Regions from separate parts of the Mus musculus genome. Here region 2 is linked to region 1. The links are chromatin loops, found by intact Hi-C in ENCODE. Cell type or tissue: left cerebral cortex. All regions are shown on one strand.

Region 1 (5,000 bases):
CTTGGGGTGAAGTATCAGTGGGCAGTAATACTGCTTCAGCACACTGAAGAGGCGTCTGGCCACTACTTGTCACCAAAATGTCAGTATGAGGCCTGAGTAATTTCTAATGTTTTGAGTAATTCTTAACATTCTTATTTGTGAGTCAGGGAATTTCAAGTGAGTAATCTATATGATTGAAAGGAGGAAGTATAGGTTTTTTCTCATCTCTAGATCAGATGGAGAAAAGGAAACAAAGAAAGCCAAGTGCTACAGTGTCATCCTTCATTTTTCTCGGCTTGTTCCTTAAAAGAATGAACTGCAAAGGGGCTATGCCAGGTTGGAGAAACCAGACTTTATAGCATACAGTGTCTGTTTCCATAAGCTTTTACACAGTTTTACAAATAAAGAAACATGGGTGAAAATCTCTCTGTCCTCCTGTGCCATAGTTGAGCTCACCCTGTAGGAACCTACATTACACCAGCATTGTAGATACAGGGATGAGAAGGCTGAAAGCTCAAAGGAAACAAAAGCACAGACAGGACAACACAGAGGCTGCCACTCACTCGAGGAGGGAGGTGCTGGATCCTTGCTCGAGCTACTTTCTGCTTGTTGACAATGTTCATCAGCTTGATAGCATCTGCACCCTTCACATACACCACTGGCCTCTTAAGAGGGTCTTCTGAGCCTTGGTTTAGCTGACAAAGAAGAGCGGCACAGTTAAAGACATGCTTATCTAAGAAGAGGATTTGGAATGGGGCTCAGGGGTAGAGCTCTTGGTTTGTACATGCAAGGGCAAGCACACGCACACACGCACGCACACACACACACACACACACACACACACACACGAGAGGAAGAAAAGAATGCTACATCTCTATTTGGGAATCCTTGAAGTCTTCAAGAATTATAGCCTTGGGGTTTCCAGAAAGGCTAGGATAGGATGCTATACTTGTTTTAAGATGGGCTGAGCTACCCCAAAACCCAGAAACTCTGAAAATGTCCCTCATGCCTAACCCTCCACCCACAACTCCTTTCCATATGCCTCTCTCAGGTATCATACCTGATACTCAAACACAGACAGAGTACTTCAGCAGACAAGTACAAGGATCTTAGACAAGGGTGTCAAAACACTGCCACTCAAGATGGCCAAAGCAAATGCCTCTTCGGCAGATGGTAGGACTGGCTGTAGTGGTGGTTTACCTGGTCGATGGCTTCTGGATTTTCAGATACATCAAAGATAACTGCAGTAGCTCCCCGCTGAACTGCTCTCTTGGCCTGGTGGAGTGAAAAAGAGCAGGTTAGCAACTCTGTCCTCTGACTGCCAACACTGGCCTTATAAATCAGGCATGGCTTCAGAATGCACAACGGGACAACAAGCAATGTCTGTGCCCCTGAGCAAGTTGATCCTCTTCCCTAAGCTCTGGCATTCTCATCTGCAAAACAGGAGACAATGCCACCTACTTTGTCCTCTCTTCCTAAGAGCCTGAAGACTTAGAATGGGTGGGAATGAGTCACTGGCTCCTGCAGAAGCCTGTCTCTCCCCGACCCCCGATCTAGCTGGAACATTAAAAACAAGACTATAGATGGGCAGCCTGCCCAGCCAGCACAGCGGTATTGGTTTGGTATTTCTGCTATAAACATGCTGCCCCTGGCAACCAGAGTAAATGCTTTTGGTTTGTCTCTTGTGGTCCTTTCTTCCTTCCCATGCCATCCAGTTAAGATAGCATGTTGACTATTTCTGAATGAATCTCAAGATGGTCACTTTTAACTTGTGACACAAGATGAAGACCTCTGGAGTCTGGGGGGGGGGGAGTTATAATAAACAATAAGTGGGGATTTAGAGCAGTTGGCTGCCAAGCTAGGCTGCACATCAAAAACCACTTGGGAAGTTTGTAAAGCAGATTTCCTGGCTCCAACCACAGAGACTGGTTCAGTGGGGCTGGAGGCAGGCCCAGGAAGCTGAGTTCTGTAAGCTCTCAGGGACTCAGATAATCCTACCAGCTGGAAAACTAGAGGTCAGAGGAACAAGACAAGAAGGCTTAGAAACAAATGAGAAGTGATAGAATTTTTTTGTTGTTGGGGCAGGGAGGGAGAAAAGATTCCTTTCTACCTCAATGAACTTTCTAATTTTATCTCCAGCTAAGTGAACAACAGAGTTGAGGCTTCAGAAGAGACACGAGATTGATCCTTGCTTTTAGGACTTGAACTCTTGTAACAGAGACAGCCACTCTAAAAAAAATACAGGGAAAACAAAGCAAATTCCCAAAACAGCTAACGGATGGGCAATTTCAGCCAGTGCTCAGAAGTCACATCACCATGGGCCCAAGAGTATGAGAATAAATCCAAATGCTTTCCACAGAAATAACCTGTGCTGACAGGTGCACAAACCCAACGGGCAAATACTTTACTGGACCACTAGAGGGCAGTGTCACCCCGTTGCTTTTTAAGCCAATTCCCTGAACTTAGGACCAGCAAGTCAAAATTCGGTGATATTGGGGATAAAGTATTTTCCTTGGTAGTTTAAGAAACCCTGGAATCCTGGGTACGGTGCTATAGAATTTGTCCTTGCCCTATGGGCAGCTTCCTTAAAAACTAACTGAGGCTGAACAATCAGAAAGTTGCCTGAGGACCACCTCATTGTTTTACAGTCAGTGATCCCAAGTGACCAGTGAGGTTCAGTGTCTCTTTTTCTTCTAGATAGCGCGGGCTGTGTGTGTGTGGGGGGGTCAAGCCCAGGCTTTGTTTATGCCAAGCAAGTGCTCTATCACTGCATCGTACATAAGTCACTGAATCTCTGTAGTCCCAACCTCAGAACAGCCATGGCCCTGCAGAAGCCTAGGTGGCAAGTTTGTTCTCTTCCATTAAGCTCCCTAGGGCAGTAGCTCAGAGACTTTCTGAGCAGGTACTAGTGTTTCTGCCCCAGTGGTACCCTAGGCTTCTTCACAAATTCCATTCCTAGAGGACGAAATAAAGAGAGCCTCTGATGTTTTTAACCTTGCTTTCAGCCAGGGCTCCAGCATATCAGAGAGTCCCTGTGGGAGTGTGAGTTCAGGGATGTCCTGACTGGGAGTGCTTGTTCCTCCAGCTTTGATGCTGGTGCACCTGGAGAGGTTGGCAGTGACTGCAGCACCTGGGTAGGGAATGCCTTCCTGGAATGTGCCTCAGGGAAACTCACAGCCAGAGGGCCTCCTGGGCTTCCCAGCATTTCTTGTTCCATAGGAACATGGATGTTCATTCGTTCCAGAGGCACGGTCCATTCAGGACAGACACCACAGAGCTGGGGGTGAGCCCTGGGCCTCATCCATGCCAGGTATGTGCTCTACACTGGGCTCCACTTGCAGCCTTACAGAAGATGCTTTAAAGCATACTTGCTTTCTTTGGTGAGGCAGGCAGGTAGAGAATAAACTGCTTGAATTCCATCTACAGCACAATTCACTAATGCACGGACTCTAAGGGCAAATATTGTGGCTGAGGGATGCTTAATTTTCAGTGAATTATATTAAAATTATATTTATTGAGGCTGGAGATGTAACACAGTGGGTAGATTTGCCAACCATGCATGAAACCCTAGCACTTTATATAAAGTGATCCTCAGTACTGCATAAGACTAGGTATGGTGCCTGTAATTCCAGCATTTGAGAGGTAGAGGCAGGAGGATTCCAAAGTTCAAGGTCATCCCAGCAACATAGAGAGTTTGAGGGAAGTTTGGACCATGTGAAACTTTTTTTTTAAAACATGTAAAATAGCTGGTTGGTGGTGGCACACACTAATCCTAGCACACAGGAGGCAAGGGCAGGCGAATCTGAGTTCAGGACCAGCCTGGTCAACAGAGAGTTTCTGGACAGCCAGAGCTACTCAGAGAAACCTTGTCTCAAAAAAACAAAACAAAAATTATATGTTACTGAATTAATCTGTATTTCCTGCACATATCAGAACTGATGAGAGGAGATCCTATTGAAATCTTGCCTGTTGAGAGATGGCTTTAGAAAAGACTGTGACGGCAGGGGATGTAATCCTGAGTTGCTTAATCCTCAAGAAAAGGCCACGAGTAATCTTCATTTACAAACGGAGTTTTCTTTTTCGTTTTATCTTAAAATCATCAAATATTGCTTGGTTACACTTTTCCTCCTGACTCAATATAATTTTAAAAACCTGAAGGGTCAAATTCTTTGAGTGAATTTTCTTATCTTAGATAATTTCCAATTTTATCTAGTCAACTTCCTGCCTATTTGTATTTCAAACTAATCTAAAACCTAGGTAGAAGATTTCCAGTCTTGTGACCAGTATTTATATTATAGTACTATACCCCTAATGCTTTAAAAACTCTCAAGATAAAGCTACCTGAAAGAAAGGATGGGAAAGACAGCCTGGTGACCCTGGCCAGGGGAGGGTCACTGGCAAGCTGGGTTCACAGGAGAGGGCAGTAACAAACCATTGCTCTGAGTTCTGGATGATAGGGTAACAAGCTGTCCATAGCTGATGTATGTGTCAGCTACTTATGGGAAATTCTAACATATAAGAGTTCCAATCAACTTGTGTGTGGGTGTGTGTCTATGATTATGTGTTTGTATTACACTAGTGTTTTACCTGCATTCATGTCTGTGAGGGTGTTGGGTCCCCTGGAGCTGGAGTTACAGACAGTTGTAAGCTCCTCTGTGGCGCTGAGAATGGAAACCCAGATCGCCTGCAAGAACAGTCAGTAGCATCTCTTTAGCCCTGTTTTGTTGTTGTTGTTGTTTGTTTGTTTGTTTTAAAGAGAGTATTATTTTGTAGCCTAGGCTGCTCTTGAACTTATGATCCTGCTGCCTAAGCAACTCAAGTGCTGAGATTACAGGTATGGACCACATGCTGTAAATTTGCTTTTTCTGAGACAAGATCTCTCACTATGTAGCCTTGGCTGTCCTGAAACTTACTAGGTACACACCAGACTGGTTTCCACTCACAGGGATCCTCCTGCCTCTGTCTCTGAGTGCTGGGATTAAAGGTGTGTGCCAATGATGATATGTCCCTTCATAGACTAC
Region 2 (5,000 bases), 340 kb after region 1:
CAAGATATACCCAGTAAGAACTCTTTATTTCTATATAGTAAATGAGAAAATGAAATTTAAGTTTCTATGTTACTTTTTAAGTTTTTAAGTTACTTTAAAATGTACATCTTCCATCGAATCCTTTTAATTTACCTTTTGCTGATAATTATGTACCTGTGATGGATACACATCCAATTAACAAAATCACAATGTAGGCGTTTTTCTAAAATGAATTACCTATTACCAAAGAATCATATGAAAAGATGGGTTTGTATATATCCAAATCCTCTGGACAATGACTACTCACAATGCCCCCCAGAAGTGAGGCAAACAGAAACCTCTGTTGACTTTATCACCATCATTATTTGTACATAAAGGACCTAACCCAAAACCCAGCACAGGCCCTGTGCCACTCAGCTGCGTGCGGCTGCGCCCCTCGAGGTTGTTAGGACGCCTGTGATCTCTACAACCACCTCCAAAGTAATTTTCTTCTCAGCCGAGAAGGCTCTGGCATGTTTTGGGTGCTTGATACATCAGAGTTGTTGTGCGTGTGCTCTCAGCAAAGCTTGCCATACTTCTTGAAGCTGCATCTCAACAGGGAAGACTTAGAAACCCGTCGCATTTGCAGCTCTTCAAACATAGCATTAGAATTTTCTTCTAATGTTAATTTGGTTTTGCATGTAAGGTGTCACCGTTATGGAAGTAAACAATCTTAGTTCACCTACTATTCAATTACTCATTCTCAGAGACTAAATGTCAGTAAGCATCAGTATTTAAAGGATGGTGAAATAAATGTTCTTGTAGTATTGAAAATTACCCAGCACATATCAGTGAGGATCAGTCTAGTAGCAGTGACAGTGTTGTCTTCTGGGTCCTAGATTCTTCTGGAAGGACTGAAGTAAATGAGGGATTTATATTTATTATTATTTTTTTTACATTTATTTATTGTCCGTGTGGGAGCATGTCCATGTCTCAGCATCCCATGAAGATAAGATCAGAAACCAACTTGGAGGAGTTGTTTGTCTCTTTCCACCATGTAGATTCTGGGGGTTGTACCCAGGCTTTGGTGGAAGCCCTTTTACTCACTGAGAGGCATCTCACCAGCCCTAAACTAGTTTTACTTGTTAATTTTGCTTGTATGGTTCTTGTGTATCTAAACGCATACTATGAAAAGCCAAATGGTACGCATTAAGTCTTTTTGTTTGTTTGTTCCTGCCCTATGACTTCTAAGGACGAGGATAGGTTAGAGAGGCATCTTCTGGCACCCAAGGCGTCCCAGCATCAAGCCAAGCAGACGAGCCCTCCACCTGTACAACTTCAAGAAAGATCTCAGGGGCCAGAGATGGACACGGCTTCTGATGAGGAAGATACGTCTGGACTTTCAAAATCCGCTAAGGGCCAAATACTTGGGGGAAAGTTGACATTAGGAGAAAACCCGGAGGGTAAAGAAACTGTACAGTGTGTCATTAACAAGCCAACGCAGAAGGGTGACGAGATCTATGAAGATGTTAACGCTAATGTTTACCTCAAGGAAGAGCGACCACCTGATGTCTCAGGAAAAACTCACCTGACGTCGGACCCCACTACCCTGGCCTACAATATGTTTGATTGTGGCGACAGAGATGTGAGCGCTGCGCTGGTCTCTGTAACACTGCAGACCTCTCCCAGACAGGAGGAAGGTGGCCTTGGAAATGCCTTTCCATCTCCCTCGTCCTCTCAGGACGTGGACTACAGTGGCCAGTCACTTACTAAGTTTCCCTTAATGAGAAATAAATTAGACTGTGAAAATAACGCATCTGAATTGGGAGAATCTTTTCACAAAAGAAAAGAGAAATCTTCTAAAAACATTGAAAGCAGAAAGGTAAAAGGTAAGTGCCCAGAAGTACGTATGGGTGAAAAGCAAGAAGGCCATGAGTTCAAGAGCCAGTCGCAAAAAACTATGAAACCAAAACGCACCGACTGGCAGTTAGATATCAGACACATGCTGAAGTCCAGTGATGCCAACAGGCTTTCAAACGCCAAAGAAAGGAGTCACGTGACCGAAGTAAAAAGTTGGGGTGATTCTGCCCTTGCAAGCGACATGTACAGGAAAAGTAAAGGCACACAGGACCTGTTCCTGAAGCCACTGCCCTGCAAGGGCAATTTTGAAGCCCCAGCGCGCACCTTGGGAACCGCCAGTGATGCGCCCCCTGGTGGCCCAACAACTAGAGCTTTCGCGGATGAAGAACTGCGAGGCAGGCTATCCGACAGTGAGTTCAGGATATTGGAGGAAGAGATCCTGGCCTGGGAGAAAGTCCACCTTGAAAGCGAGGTAGTTGTTCTTTTGCTGTCATGAGTTGCATGCCTGTTGCCTGTTGTCTTTTCCCCTAAGCAAATAGAGGTGTGTTTGCATGAGATTGTGTAGCCTTGTAGACTACTCTATTTCCTAAGCAAAGGAACGTAACACCGTGGCCTCCGCTTCTTAAACCACCCTAGGTATGTCATTTGAGATACTAGGAAGGAAGTGTGTGAATTCAGGACCTGGCATTTTGTAGACTTTTAGTAAGTAACTGCTCTTAACATTCCTTCTTCTCCAAACTTGAAATACTGTGTGGTTTTATGAAATGAAGAGATAATCCCATGGCAGATCTAATATTTGCATGGTGGTCTTTTTTGCTTTTTTAGATTTACTTTTATTCTAAGTATGTGTTTTGCCTGCATGCATGTCTGTAACTGGACTTAGAGAAGATTGTGAGCCAGCACATGGGTGCTGGGAATCGAACCTGGGTCCTCTGGAAGAACAGCCATCCCACCAACCCCTCTCAGTACTTTTCTTACTACTTTCACATTTTAGTCAACCACCTCCCATCAGTGATTTCCCACTTTATATCTAGATTGTCGAAACTCTTGTTTACCAAAATGAGAGTCCTACCATCCCATGCCCATGTTCACCAAGATGTAGTCATGGCAAATATGGAGCTTTGCAACAAAAGTAGGGCCGTGGGAAACATTTTGGGCATTTTCTGGGCATGGCTGCACACACTAGTAACCTCAGCATTGGCAGGGATGAGGCAGGTGTGCACACGATGACAACGCCAACCCTGTAAGTTGTGTTGGAAGTCAGTCTGAGTGACACAGGCAATATACATATACATTTTCATTTAAAGTATTTTATATAGTTGTTTAACTTTAGTGCAAAATACAGAATCAAAGGCAGACATCCTGAAGTGTAGTTCCTTGTTGAGATAGGTGTGCCATCCAGTTTTGGTTAATATATTTGATGGCCAGAGACCCTACAAACTCTATACAAAGTTTGGTCACCATATGAAGAAAAGATATTGGCTTGATCCAGAAATTACACAAAAGATCCTCTATAGACATGTTCAGAAACTTAACATTTTACTTAATTTCAAAACAGTGGCTTTCCAAATAGGAATTTCATTAAGTTACTAACTTTTAAGTCTTTAGGTCTGGTTAATTTTAGTGTATGACATTTTTGTTTCTAGGATTTTTTTTTAATGGCAAAGTAAAAAATAAAGAAATGATGAGTAGGAAAACTTCAGATATCATATTATGAAATACTTGGGAAATGTTTACAGACTAATTATGGGTATTGATTTTTTTCAGAGTGTCTCTGAGAATCTGCTAAACAAGTGTGAGGGGATTATATCTGATGCCACAGATCAACAAGGGCGATATCTAGATATGGAACAGGCAACAGGTAAGGGTGAGCCATCCTGAAAGTCACTGGGACTAGCAGGCACTGACTGAATGGTAAACATGTGCCCTATAGCCAAAGAAATGAACTAACTAAATGCAAGGAGAAAAGGAATGGACAAGAAAAGTGGGATCCAGGTGTCTGTCATTCCAGGACAAGAGGAGAATGCCTCTGAATGCTCCTTGGGACTTCCATGGCCTTTAATCCCAGCACTTGGGAGGCAGAGACAGGCAGATCTCTGAGTTCAAGGCCAGCCTGGTCTACAGAGTGAGTTCCAGGACAGCCAGGCCCAGGGCTATACAGAGAAACCCTGTCTCGAGATCACTTGACAGGGAATGCCTTGACCACTGAGCCATCTTTCTGCTCTCACCTCACCCCCCAACTCCTGCACTTGATCTATTGAGACCTCGTCCCCTCACCCTACCCCTAATCCTGGAGTTTATCAGTTACCTTCCCTAGCTGGCCAGCAGGCTCCTCCAGGGACCTGTGCCTTCCTCCATCCACTGTGCTACAATTGCAGATTTGTGCAGCCATACTCAGCTTTTAAGTGGGTGCGAGGATTTGAACTCAGGTCCTTTATGCTTGCTTGTCAGGAATTTTACTGAGCTATCATCTCCGGACTCAAATGTTAGTAAATAACTTGACTTCTCTTGTTGGAGATAGAGTACACTTGCTGATAGAATATAGGGGGCACATAGGAAGGACATCAGTTTACCTGTGTAGTCATCGCCACTGAGGACCTGGCTGCAGCAAAGAAGGGAACTTGTCACAAAATGAACACAAATGCTTCTGATGAGAGCAAGAGGGTATTACACATAAATGCGCAAACAAATCCTATTAATTTTGGGCTCCGTGATTAATAACAAGTGGTGTGGTTGTGTGTACCTCCTTCTTTCCTGTCAACGTTTTGCTTCTGGGGATCTTGTTGACAGAGACAAGTCTGAGATTGTAGAATCTTCCCAACATCAGGGTGACTTGAGGCCACTTTTACCCACTGTCCAAATGACTGTCCTCAGGTTTGGACTATTCAGGCTTCCTCATTTAGGGAAAGGATTTATCAAGCCAAATAATATAGAAGTGTGTATGTGAGTGTGTGTGCATGTGTGTTTGTATGTGCATGTGTATATATGTGTGTGTCTCTCTCCCTTTGTGTGTGTAGAGCAGTGAGCTTATAATATTTTTTAAATAAAGGAGCCATCTGCATTTAAAATTTTAATTTGAAAATTGAAAATAACCATTATTCCTTTAGAGTTTTATTCTTTTTATCCTTTTCATCTACTTTTAAGTGCTGTTCTTTATAACCTCATGAGTAGGTTTTTAAGAG

What was found. A loop is a pair of places that touch in the nucleus more often than their neighbours do. Peaks named below come from ENCODE experiments on the same cell type or tissue, not always from the same donor. Only the 100,000 strongest peaks of a DNase experiment are listed, where the experiment ranks them.
Region 2: it touches region 1 in a loop (2.0-fold over the local background); 11 of 42 quality-filtered maps call a loop at or near these places.

The regions. Positions count from the first base shown.
Region 1 is chr11:5,288,484-5,293,483 of GRCm38, forward strand. It overlaps Znrf3 (zinc and ring finger 3), which reads right to left. Exons shown (of 9, transcript NM_001080924.2): 3 at 1,180-1,254; 4 at 543-674. Among named protein-coding and RNA genes, the nearest start is that of Kremen1, 29 kb to the left of the region's middle. In left cerebral cortex, a CTCF peak has its summit at 2,397 (motif pointing right); DNase peaks (open chromatin) are centred at 1,491, 1,919 and 2,405; H3K27ac peaks cover 258 bases.
Region 2 is chr11:5,627,117-5,632,116 of GRCm38, forward strand. Ankrd36 (ankyrin repeat domain 36) reads left to right here. Exons shown (of 27, transcript NM_023816.3): 16 at 1,211-2,290; 17 at 3,586-3,679. Among named protein-coding and RNA genes, the nearest start is that of Ankrd36, 60 kb to the left of the region's middle. In left cerebral cortex, a CTCF peak has its summit at 2,176 (motif pointing left); a DNase peak (open chromatin) is centred at 2,175.